Regions from separate parts of the Homo sapiens genome. Here regions 1, 3 and 4 are each linked to region 2. A link is a contact called in ENCODE Hi-C or POLR2A ChIA-PET data. All regions are on one chromosome and are shown on one strand. Each heading gives the region's core, a stretch centred on a gene start or an enhancer-like site at or near the end of the contact. The rest is flanking DNA. Distances are from core to core; before and after follow the strand shown. Region 1 overlaps CDC123 (cell division cycle 123). Region 2 overlaps CAMK1D (calcium/calmodulin dependent protein kinase ID). Region 3 overlaps CAMK1D (calcium/calmodulin dependent protein kinase ID). Region 4 has its middle 68 kb from the start of CDC123.

The links. Hi-C counts contacts between places; a loop is a spot of excess contacts on that map. ChIA-PET counts read pairs that join two places held with the same protein, here RNA polymerase II (POLR2A). Pooled maps may share reads with other maps.
Region 1: a loop to region 2 is called in a pooled map, with 2.3 times the contacts of the local background. The contact joins two enhancer-like sites. A Hi-C loop is called at or near these places in 2 of 168 maps with a recorded cell type or tissue (B cell and transverse colon), 1 of 37 single-sample maps with no recorded cell type and 3 of 50 pooled maps. POLR2A ChIA-PET finds 5 or more read pairs at or near these places in 2 of 52 experiments (H1 and activated naive CD8-positive, alpha-beta T cell).
Region 3: a loop to region 2 is called in a pooled map, with 8 times the contacts of the local background. The contact joins two enhancer-like sites. A Hi-C loop is called at or near these places in 5 of 168 maps with a recorded cell type or tissue (B cell, Caco-2, GM12878 and 2 more), 11 of 37 single-sample maps with no recorded cell type and 8 of 50 pooled maps. POLR2A ChIA-PET finds 5 or more read pairs at or near these places in 4 of 52 experiments (CD4-positive, alpha-beta T cell, GM12878, Panc1 and 1 more).
Region 4: a loop to region 2 is called in a map with no recorded cell type, with 9 times the contacts of the local background. The contact joins two enhancer-like sites. A Hi-C loop is called at or near these places in 10 of 168 maps with a recorded cell type or tissue (B cell, CD14-positive monocyte, CD4-positive, alpha-beta T cell and 7 more), 20 of 37 single-sample maps with no recorded cell type and 18 of 50 pooled maps. POLR2A ChIA-PET finds 5 or more read pairs at or near these places in 8 of 52 experiments (A673, B cell, GM12878 and 5 more).

What each region holds. Positions count from the first base shown.
Region 1 is chr10:12,241,069-12,243,768 of GRCh38, reverse strand. All of the region lies in intron 10 of CDC123 (cell division cycle 123), which reads right to left. Among named protein-coding and RNA genes, the nearest start is that of CDC123, 46 kb to the right of the region's middle. Within about 2 kb of position 1,393, at least 15 of the 41 ENCODE cell types and tissues checked have a DNase peak (open chromatin) inside an H3K27ac peak, as active enhancers do; they include B cell, where a contact is called at or near this core.
Region 2 is chr10:12,364,766-12,367,465 of GRCh38, reverse strand. The region is part of intron 1 of CAMK1D (calcium/calmodulin dependent protein kinase ID); the gene reads right to left. Among named protein-coding and RNA genes, the nearest start is that of CAMK1D, 17 kb to the right of the region's middle. Within about 2 kb of position 1,350, at least 4 of the 41 ENCODE cell types and tissues checked have a DNase peak (open chromatin) inside an H3K27ac peak, as active enhancers do; they include B cell and GM12878, where a contact is called at or near this core.
Region 3 is chr10:12,484,062-12,486,761 of GRCh38, reverse strand. All of the region lies in intron 1 of CAMK1D (calcium/calmodulin dependent protein kinase ID), which reads right to left. Among named protein-coding and RNA genes, the nearest start is that of MIR4480, 93 kb to the left of the region's middle. RefSeq lists enhancers at 1,344-1,603, 1,654-1,703. Within about 2 kb of position 1,346, at least 16 of the 41 ENCODE cell types and tissues checked have a DNase peak (open chromatin) inside an H3K27ac peak, as active enhancers do; they include B cell and GM12878, where a contact is called at or near this core.
Region 4 is chr10:12,263,303-12,266,002 of GRCh38, reverse strand. No RefSeq gene overlaps it. Among named protein-coding and RNA genes, the nearest start is that of CDC123, 68 kb to the right of the region's middle. RefSeq lists enhancers at 1,314-1,413, 1,288-1,826 and silencers at 1,634-1,693, 2,264-2,313. Within about 2 kb of position 1,427, at least 24 of the 41 ENCODE cell types and tissues checked have a DNase peak (open chromatin) inside an H3K27ac peak, as active enhancers do; they include B cell and GM12878, where a contact is called at or near this core.

The DNA.
Region 1 (2,700 bases), core at 144-2,643, 120 kb after region 2:
TCTGTCACTCAGGCTGGAGTGCAGTGGTGCGATCTCTGCTCACTACAACCTCCGCCTCCCGAGTTCAAGTGATTCTCCTGCCTCAGCCTCCCAAGTAGCTGGGACTACAGGCGTCCGCCATCACGCCCAGCTAATTTTTTGTATTTTTAGTAGAGACAGGGTTTCACTGTGTCAGGATGGTCTCGATCTCCTGACCTCGTGATCTGCCTGCCTCAGCCTCCCAAAGTGTTGGGATTACAGGCGTGACCCTCTGTGCCCAGCCTCTACTTGGCTTTTTATAGTCAGTAAAACTAACTCATTTTTTTTTAAACAATCACACTTTTAATATAGGAATATGCCACAATGCAAAAAACCAAACCACATTTTTTCCTTTTTTTTTTTTCACTCTTGTTGCCCAGGCAGGAGTGCAATGGTGAGATCTCGGCTCACTGCAACTTCCCCTTCCTGGGTTCATGCAATTCTCCTGCCTCCACCTCCTAAGTAGCTGGGACTACAGGTATGCACCACCACGCCTGGCTAATTTTCTATTTTTGGTAGAGATGGGGTGTCACCATGTTGGTCAGGCTGGTCTCCAATTCTTAAACTCAGGTGATCTGCCCGCCTAGGCCTCCCAAAGTGCTGAGATTACAGGCGTGAGCCACTGTACCCAGCCCAAAACACATTTTTAAATGAAAACAAACCACCACTGTTAATTGGTAGTGTACTCTGTAGCTCAGAAGCTATCCTCTAGTACAAAAAAAAAGAGTTTAAGTAAATTAAAAAAAACCCAGCTGTAACTTCTATAAACTAGGAGGATCAGGATCAGGATTTTATAACTTTTTTTTTTTGAGACAGAGTCTCGCCCTGTTGCCCAGGCTGGAGTACAGTCGCGCGATCTCAGCTCATTGCAACCTCCTCCTCCTGGGCTCAAGTGGTTCTCCTGCCTCAGCCTCCCAAGTAGCTGGGATTACAGGCGCCTGCCACTGTGCCTGACTAACTTTTGTATTTTTAGTAGAGACGGGGTTTCACCATGTTGGCCAGGCTGGTCTTGAGCTCCTGATCTCAGGTGACCTGCCTGCCTCAGCCTCCTAAAGTGCTGAGATTACAGGTGTGAGCCACCACGCCCGGCCATAACATGTTTTCATGTGACATCTCAAGCACAAACAGCCTGAGAAGTTAATTCTGCTTTGAGGCAATCCAATAAGCAAAGAGCAGTCGGACTAACTGTCCTTGTACCAGCTGACTGTCTCCCTGCCCCGATCAAGCTCTAGGGACCAGACACTGTGTTAGGCACTGGGCATGAAGATCGTAACACAAAATCGACTCCTTCCAAGAGCTCAGGCTTGAGCAGAACACACATCTCCACTTCCCCAAAACAGAACCAAAAGCCATCCAACAATGGCAATGTGCAGGGTATTTTGCTTCAAGAGAGGCAAGAACAGGGAACTGTGAGAGCGGAGAGGCACACAGGAGAGCCTGCCTACATGTGCGAGGGAAGGCTGGAAATGCTTCCCAAAGGACCTGGGCACCTGAGGGATAACAGAGATGCCCTGGGAGGAGGGTGGTGTTGGCAGGAAAAGCGGACCACTTAACAAGAACGACGGCTCTCACGTACAGAGGCCACGCCACGACCGCCTGTTGCGGGAATAGGTTATTTTGGCTGGAGTGTGAGATATGTGAGGGCTCCTGAAATACAGCCAGCTATGTAACTCTCAAGGCTTGCTGTTCCAAACAGGATGAAACACATGCTACGACAAGCCGTTTAAAAGTGTAATTGAGATTATGAGAAAGACCGGGAAATCCCCCGGGGCCAGAAACAAGAACCCGAAGAACAGAACTAAGCCTATCAACTCTAGTGCTGTGGGAACCCGTGGGAGGGTCTCCTAGCAGCCTGGCCACAGGAAGGGAATCAGAACTCAGACACAAACTCCAGAAGGCGACAGTCTCAGGAAAGGGAGTGTGAGGAGACAGTTCTAATGACAGGGCAGGACACAATGACTGTTCTTCTCTGAATGAGTTTTGAGGAACATGGTAGAAGCAAATGAAAAACCCAAAATTTTGGATCTTTGGGATTCTCACAAACAAAAGAACAAACAAAAAGAACAAGCTCACTGAAGATGAACTCAAAGTAAATAAATAAACTGATTTACAAAACAAAAAAGAAACAACCAACCCGGATGAGAGTCTGTAAACGCAACAGGCATTAAAGCCCCAAGAACTCTGGAAATCATCATCAATCTGAAGGACAGTATAAAATAAATATATTGATGCTAGACAAAAAGACTAAGGGGGATCCATATCGCATACCAAACACGCAAAGGAACAAAAGCCAAACATCCAATATTGAAATGGAGAACAAGAAGTTACAAAAGAACTGGACAAAAACCATGGGGAAGTATTTTTTAAAATGATGGCTGAAATTCAAAAGCCAGAAAAGAAACAAATAATCTATGTGATCTCGTTCACAGGAAAAGACTAATGACAAAGGCCTAATCTCTGTAATACATAAACAGTGCCTCTATTTTGAGGAAAATGAGACAATAGAAAAAAGTGAAAAAGACATGAAGCAATGGTTCACAGAAACGACCCTTAAATATATGAAAAGATAAACTTCATCCTCACTTACTAAGAAAAATAGAAGTAGAAATTATACTGAAACATCATTTCTCTACGAAACCCCAAAAACCCTGAAGAGTGTAACCCTATATTGTAAAGGCAAGC
Region 2 (2,700 bases), core at 101-2,600:
GTAATAATAATAGGAATAAAGTACACAATAAATGTAATATGCTTGAATCATCCTGAAACCATCCCCCCACCCCTCGTCCATGGAAAAATTGTCTTCCACGAAACTGATCCCTGGTGCCAAAAAGATTGAGGACCACTGATCTAACCTCAAGAATTTCCAAAGACTGTGTTCTGAAGAGGGGTTGGCTTCAAGGTTTAGGGCATCTGCAGCTTAGCAGAAAGCAGGACTGTGCATGTAACAGTGTTTATTTTATGTCATGAAGCAACTAAGAAGCTGGCTTCCTGTGTCTTACTCTAAGCAGGGAGAGTCAGCCACACTTGGATATGAATATTTTTTATCCCCTTTTTCTCACAAGTATAATTAGCTCTCTGGAAGTCTGTGGCGTCAGGTCTCATCTTGGCGACAGGATCTGTCCCGCTGCTGATTCTGGGGATGTGTTTAGAAGTGGTCATGAGGATAGAGATGGGGACCATGAGAATAAGCCAAGCAAGGCCATCACCACCATCACTGCCAAGCTACACGAATTACTGACAAACTTCAAGTCTGACACCCACTGTGCTCACGAAGACTCTATCTTATAGGGGATAAAGCCGCCCCTATATCCACAGCCAATGCACAGTGACTCAGGCACACCACCTAGTAAAATACTGAAATACCTCCAGTGAGTCTAGATCCACAGCCCCACCTCCACAGGTCCAGCTCCACCACTAATCTCTGGGGTCTCTCCCTAGATCTGCCACCCACCCCGCAGAATGACTGACTGCCCAGGATCCATCCAGCCAATGATTGACTCTTCTTTTTTTTTTTAAGACATAGTCTCGCTGTGTCACCCAGGCTGGAGTGCAGTCACGCAATCTCAGCTCACTGCAACCCCCACCTCCTAGGTTCAAGCGATTCTCCTGCCTCAGCCTCCCGAGTAGCCAGGATTACAGGCATGCGCTACCAGGCCTGGCTAATTTTTTTTTTTATTTTTAGTAGACATGGGGTTTCACTATGTTGGCCAGGCTCGTCTCAAACTCCTGTCCTCAAGTGATTCACCCACCTTGGCCTGCCAAAGTGCTAGGATTACAGGTGTGAGCCACTGAGCCCAGCCCAACAACTGATTCTTACTGTCTTCTTTATATTCTTCCAAATTTTTCAAATTCTCTACAAGGATGGCATGTTGCTGTTCTAATTTTAAGTTCTTCTTAGGGTACCATCACTTAAAAACCGAAAATGAAAACAATACAACAACACTGAAATAGAGCCAAAGAAAACAGACTATGAAACTTTGGGGTTTGTGTTGGTAACTTTCAGATTCAAGATCAACATATGACCCAACTTCTACAGGAAGCCTGCCCAAAAGATAACAGCTATGTTTCAAGAGGTGAATGTGACACTGACACTGAGGAGAAGGAAACGTGTTTTTTTGAGACGGAGTCTCATTCTGTCACCCAGACTGGAGTGCATTGGTGCGATCTCTGCTCACTGCAGCCTCCGGCTCCCAGGTTCCAGGGATTCTCCCACCTCAGCCTCCCGAGTAGCTGGGATTACAGGCATGTGCCACCACGCCCAGCTAATTTTTTTGTATTTTTTAGTAGAGGCAGGGTTTCACCATGTTGGCCAGACTGGTCTCGAACTCCTGACTTCAACTGATTGGTCCACCTCAGCCTCCCAAAGTGCTGGGATTACAGGCGTGAGCCACCCCAGCCAGCACAGAAGGAAACATTTTTAAAGCTATAATCTTTAGGCCGGGCGTGGTGGCTTACACCTGTAATCCCAGCACTTTGGGAGGCCGAGGCAGGCAGATCACGAGGTCAGCAGATCGAGACCATCCTGGCTAACACGGTGAAACCCTGTCTCTACTAAAAATACAAAAAATTAGCCGGGCATGGTGGCAAGCGCCTGTAGTCCCAGCTACTCGGGAGGCTGAGGCAGGAGAATGGCGTGAACCTGGGAGGCGGAGCTTGCAGTGAGCCGAGATTGCGCCACTGCACTCCAGCCTGGGCGACAGAGCGAGACACTGTATCAAAACAAAAACAAAAACAAAAAAAGCTATAACCTTTGCAACATCATAATTGCTCCTGTATGGATTAATGTGAGGTCTTTACTATAATATATACCAAGCAGCACACATTCTTATCTCATTTGGGATCTATAAAAAGTCCATAACGTAAGCAGGTGTCATTATCCCCATTTGACAAACAAGGTCATCAGGACTCAGAGAGGATAGGCCGGCTTGGTGGCTCACACCTGTAATCCCAGAACTTTGGGAGGCTAAGGTGGGTGGATCATTTGAGGTCAGGAATTCAAGACCAGCCCGGCCAACATGGTGAAACCCTGTCTCTATTGAACATACAAAATTAGCCTGGCGTGGTGGTGTATACCTATAATCCCAGCTACTTAGGAGGCTGAGGCAGGAGAATCGCTTGAACCTGGGAGGCAGAGGTTCCAGAGAGTCAAGATCGCACCACTGAACTCCAGCCTGGGTGACAGTGAGACTCCACCTCAAAAAAAAAAAAAGAATCAGAGAGGATAAAACCAAGATTCCATAGTTCTTCACTGGCAGAGCTGGGACTCAAACCCAGACTCCTGACCTCTGCTTCCTTCAGTGGTATGCCACAGCCACCTTCCAGCGACTCCTAAAAGTCTAAGTCAGGAATTTTGCAAGTAGGTTGTTAAACCATGGGGAGCTTGAAATCAGACCAGGTGGGAGTATTC
Region 3 (2,700 bases), core at 97-2,596, 120 kb before region 2:
TCGGGGCTGTAAGCCTCTGGCTCACTGCCTGTAACACAAAGATTAAACTGAGAGAGACCCCAAATTCCACGGCTCTGCTTCATTGCTGCCTTTTTATAAAATCTTGTAACAGAGAAGCTGGCATTTTGGCTGGGCTACAAAGAAGGAGTTTACTCAGCAGATAGTTGTACTAGGGTTCTCCAGAAAAACAGAACTAATAGTGTCTGTACGTGTGTGTGTGTGTGTGTGTGCACGCGCACACATGCACACGTGGGTACATGGTGCATGATTTATCATAAGCAATTATAAGAGACTGACAAGTCCCCGCCAGGTGCAGTGGCTCATGCCTGTAGTCCCAGCACTTTGGGAGACCGAGGCAGGCAGATCACGAGGTCAGGAGATCAAGACCATCCTGGCTAACACAGTGAAACCCCATCTCTACTAAAAATACAAAAAATTAGCCAGGTGTGGTGGTGGGCACCTGTAGTCCCAGCTACTCCAGAGGCTGAGGCAGGAGAATGGCCAGAACCTGGGAGGCGGAGCTTGCAGTGAGCTGGGATCGTGCCACTGTACTCCAGCCTGGGTGACAGAGCGAGACTCTGTCTCAAAAAAAAAAAAAGAGACTGGCAAGTCCCAAGACTCATAGAATTAATAGCATGTGTACGTGTGTGTGTGCACTGCATGGGTGCTTCATTTATTGTACAAAATTATAAGATGCTGGCAAATCCCAAGACCTGTAGCGTACGTCAACAAGCTGGAGACGAGACTCTCTGCTAATCTTGTGGCACTCTGCCGTGGTCCCTGGGAAGGAAACTGCCTTCAAATCAGGCCGTCTGGGTGACATGGTAGCCAGAGCCTGGGATGGACACCAAAGACTCACTCTGGGCTGAATTTGGCTCTGTTAAGCGAACAGCGCTGCTACAAGAGACAGACGCATACTCACAGGGCTATCAGGTCTTAAGCCCTAGTTAATATGCTGGGAAAAAAATAATATGACATCTTGGCATATTTAGCAATTTTCTTCTGAAAGTTCCAACCCTCCCTTATCGGTGACCCTGTTTGAACTCATGACTCCTCGAGAAAACGTTAACATTTCCTGTTTGCAGATAAAGAAGCTGAATTAGAGTTTTGAGCGGTGTGGCAGAGACGCCACAATCTGGTAGTCACAATCGAAGCCCCACCCTCCCTTCCAGGACTCCCAAAGCACCTACAGGCCCAACGAGCAGTGCCTCTGCAGCCTGCAGACCCACCGGCTCCCTGTGACCAGCCCTCCCCTCTCCTCCACCTGGGACAGGCAGGTGGCAGCAGACACATTTGCAGCTGGGGCCACCTCGCCACTGAACCTGGGGCCCAAGCTTCACCACCATTGTGCTGCCTGTTTCTACTCCCTCCCCCACGACAGGGGGCACGAGGAGCTCCACAACCAGAAAGAATCCCCAGGAAGCTCTGACCATCCCAGGAGCCACCACTGGCCACAGTCCTTCTGCTCCCCAGGGACAGCCGAGAGGCAGCCACGTCTCTCTACCCCAGGAGCTCCTCCTCCCCTAGCTCGGTCTCACTCACTCGCTGTAATAATCTGCCTTAGCCATGTTCGCTAAAAATACACTTCGCCTCTCGGTTACACTTACTAATGCATTCTATTTCAGGCCCGTGTGCATTCTTGCTTAGAAATACCCGTATGGGGAGCGGTGAAAACATGCAAGACGTGAAGGCGACTTTCCTTCCCGAAAGCCTCCTCTCTGTCCGGCTGTGCTCAGCACACCAATCTGAAAAGCAAATCTTTCCACACCAGATGGTAATCGGTGACATTACAGAAAAGGCCTGGGGTAGGAGGAGAAGGGAAGAAGCCAGTAAGGGCAGAGATTTCTGCGGGGCACACCATGAGGTACCCCTGCTTCCTGGTCATCACACCTGCCCTCCCATGACACGCCCAGCCCAGCCCCACCCCCTCCCCCCCAGAGTCACTGTGCCCACAGGAGCAGCTGCAGAGTGGCCTCTCCACTGGAGTCACATGCCACATGTTAGAAACCTGGAGAACATCTCAAGAGAGCCACAAGCTAGGCTCTCCTCCACGAGCTGCCCCCTGGAAGACACTTTCCACATCTGAGGCCAGGGGACGTCATCGCTTCCACTGCTGAGTGGTCCCCGTGAATGAGCTCACCCTCCCCGCAGCTATTTCCCTGCCTGGCTTCCACCATCTTGGAAGAACAAGTAAGCTCAGCTGCCAGTGGCTCCCTGACTTGGCTGGTGTTTCCAAGAACTTCTGCTCTCTCCTATAATTAAGGAGGATAATGACAGCTCTCCATCTCCGATCTCTGCCTTCCTGCAGGGAAGGAGGCAGAAGAACGATTGTGTGATCCCTGTTTAAAGTCCTTAATCATGTTTCTTCTTCCTGTTTTAGCCCAGGATCTCCTGTAATTGGCCCTCCTCCCTCCAAACACAGAGTTCACGCGTTTTCCTGTATCTGGAGGTGAAACACGAAGAGAGATGGCGACTTGGTGTTGCCAGCCGCAGAGCAGGCGGGGCCGGAAGCAGGGATTGCAATGCCCGGTGGGAAGCTGAAAGCAGGGAGGAGGCTGAGCCGGAGCTCAGAGCCCAGCTGGTGCATATTTATGTCTTCCTTATTGCAAAGCTCATGGGTGACAGACACTTGGATGCGCGCAGTGAAGCATTTGGAACGCCACCCAAGCCTGCCTTCTACGAGTCCAGGATTGTGGCTGC
Region 4 (2,700 bases), core at 178-2,677, 100 kb after region 2:
CCCCCTTTCCTCTGGAAGTTGTGTCATATTCTGTGAACTTGGCCTCAAGAGGGAGATAAGAACTGGGTAAGGCTCACTTCCCCACGGAGATGGTTTCATGCCCAGTAGACACTTGCCCCGAGTCCGGAGAAGCAGTAGGTGCTTTGCAAATATTTACCTAGCTACATGGCAACCGGGCAGTGCTGTCAGAGTTCTGTGTCATTTCTGGGCCACACGCCCCACACCCCATTCTCTCCTCTTGCATTACAAAGGCTACGTCCCTTCCCACAGCTACCTTTCCACAAGTGTTCAAAACCACGTGAAGGTCAGACTCCTTTGATTTCTAAATCATGCCCTTAGCCAAGATTGAACTTCCAATAGAGAAAATTTTAGGTTTGCTTTCATGTGTGAGGTGAAATGACTGTCCCTTTGTCAGAGGCGTTTGAACCAGAGCAACTCCATCTTAAACAGGAGCTGGGTAAAATAAGGCTGAGACCTACTGGGCTGCATTCCCAGATGGTTAAGGCATTCTAAGTCACAGGATAAGATAGGAGATCCGCACAAAACACAGGTCATAAAGACCTTGCTGATAAAACAGGTTGCAGTAAAACAGTGGCCAAAACCAACATGGCGAGGACAGTGTCCTCTGGTGGTCCTCACTGCTACACTCCCACCAGCGCTATGACAGTTTACAAATGCCAAGGCCACATCAGGAATTACCCTGTATGGTCTAAAAAGGGGAGGCATGAATAATCCACCGCTTGTTTAGCGTATCATCCAGAAATAACCATAAAAATGGACAACCAGCAGCCCCCTGCGCTACTCTATCTATGGAGTAGCCATTCTTTTATTTCTCTACTTTCTTAATAAACTTCCTTTCACTTTACTCTATGGACTCGCCCTGAATTCCTTCTTGTGCGAGGGTCTCTTGGGGTCTAGATCGGGACCCCTTTCCGGTAACACCTTAGATTTAAGAGTTCAGGTTCATCCTTCCTTTGTCAGGAATAAGTATCATAAGCAACACAGCCTTTGCTTGTTGCTAGTTCTTTTTTTTTTTTTTTTTTTTTTTTTTTTTTTTTTTGAGATGGAGTCTCGCTCTGTCACCCATGCTGGAGTGTAGTGGTGTGATCTCGGCTCACTGCAACCTCCACCTCCCAGGCTCAAGCGATTCTCCTGCCTCAGCCTCCCCAGTAGCTGGGATTACAGGCGCGAGCCACCGCGCCCGGACACAGCCTCTGCTAGTTCTGCCACTGATCTTCCCACAGGTACATTAAGGAAACTCAGTGTTTGGCGCTTAAACAAATCAACAACAACAAAGCATGGTAGAGAGAAGGCCCAGAGCACCACCCTCCCACGCTGTCCCTCGGGAGCTGAGGGGAAAACACCCAATGCCTTCAGAGACCAGCTGCACTAAACCGCCTTCTCAGAATGAGGGAGGAGCTACTGGCTTGGGGATGTCTCCAGAGCACATTTCTAGAAACACTTGAGAATACGAGAGAAAGAGAATACGAGAGGAAGGCCTAGGTCACTGAAAGCACAGGGAGCAATTTAGGCTTTTGTCTCGGTGTAAATGACATCGTGAGCCGTGCCCCCGCCCCTGCTCGTGGCCTGAGGGCCTGGGGGAGGGCGGGCATCCACCTGGCACTGGCGGCCTCGGCCTTCACCGCCGCACGCGCGGCGCCATCTTGTGGCCCATCCCTTTCCCAGGCTGGAAGCAGCCACAGGCCGATTCTTCCAGCCTTACAAATTCTGTGAAGTACAGTATTTAGACTATTTTTGATTAGTTTAAGAAAACAGCATGGCCAGGCGCGGTGGCTCACGCCTGTAATCCCAGCACTTTGGGAGGCCGAGGCAGGTGGATCACCTGAGGTCAGGAGTTCGAGACCAGCCTGACCAATATGATGAAACCCCATCTCAACTAAAAATACAAAAATTAGCCAGGCGTGGTGGCACACGCCTGTAATCCCAGCTACTCGGGAGGCTAAGGCAGGAGAATCGCTTGAACCCGGGAGGTGGAGGTTGCAGTGAACTGAGATGGCACCACTGCACTCAGCCTGGGCAACAAGAGCGAAACTCTGTCTAAAAGAAAAAAAAGAAAACAGCATTATGCTCAACAAATTAACGCAGAAACGGAAAACCAAATACCGCATATTCTCACTTATTAAGTGGCAGCCAAACATAGGGTACACATGGGCGGAAGGAGGGGAACAAGACACTGGGGACTCCCAGAGGGGAGAGGGAGGGAGAGGGGAAGGCGTGAAAAACGACCTGTTGGTTACTGTGCTCACGACCTGGATGAGGGCTTCAGTCACACCCTAAACCTCAGCATCCCGCAATATACCCTTGTCACAAACCTGCACATGTACTTCCCAATCTAACATAAAGGTGAAATTTTAAAATCAAAAAAGAAAGACAGCTTCAGCTTCCACTTCTTAGTTGAAAAAGAGTCCATGACACATGTTCCATTGGATCTAACAGTTAATAAATATTCACTGCGACTTCCCCCACCCCAAAGTCAGCAATCATAAAATAGGAAGAAAATTTGAGGAAGGAGTTTGACAGTTCTGCAAAAATAAAAAATAAAAAGTTTTTTAAAATGAGAATTATGTACGGGCACAGTGGCTTATGCCTGTAACCCCAGCACTTTGGGAGGCCAAGATGGCTGATCACTTGAGGTCAGGAGTTGGAGACCAGCCTGGCCAATATGGTGAAACCCCATTT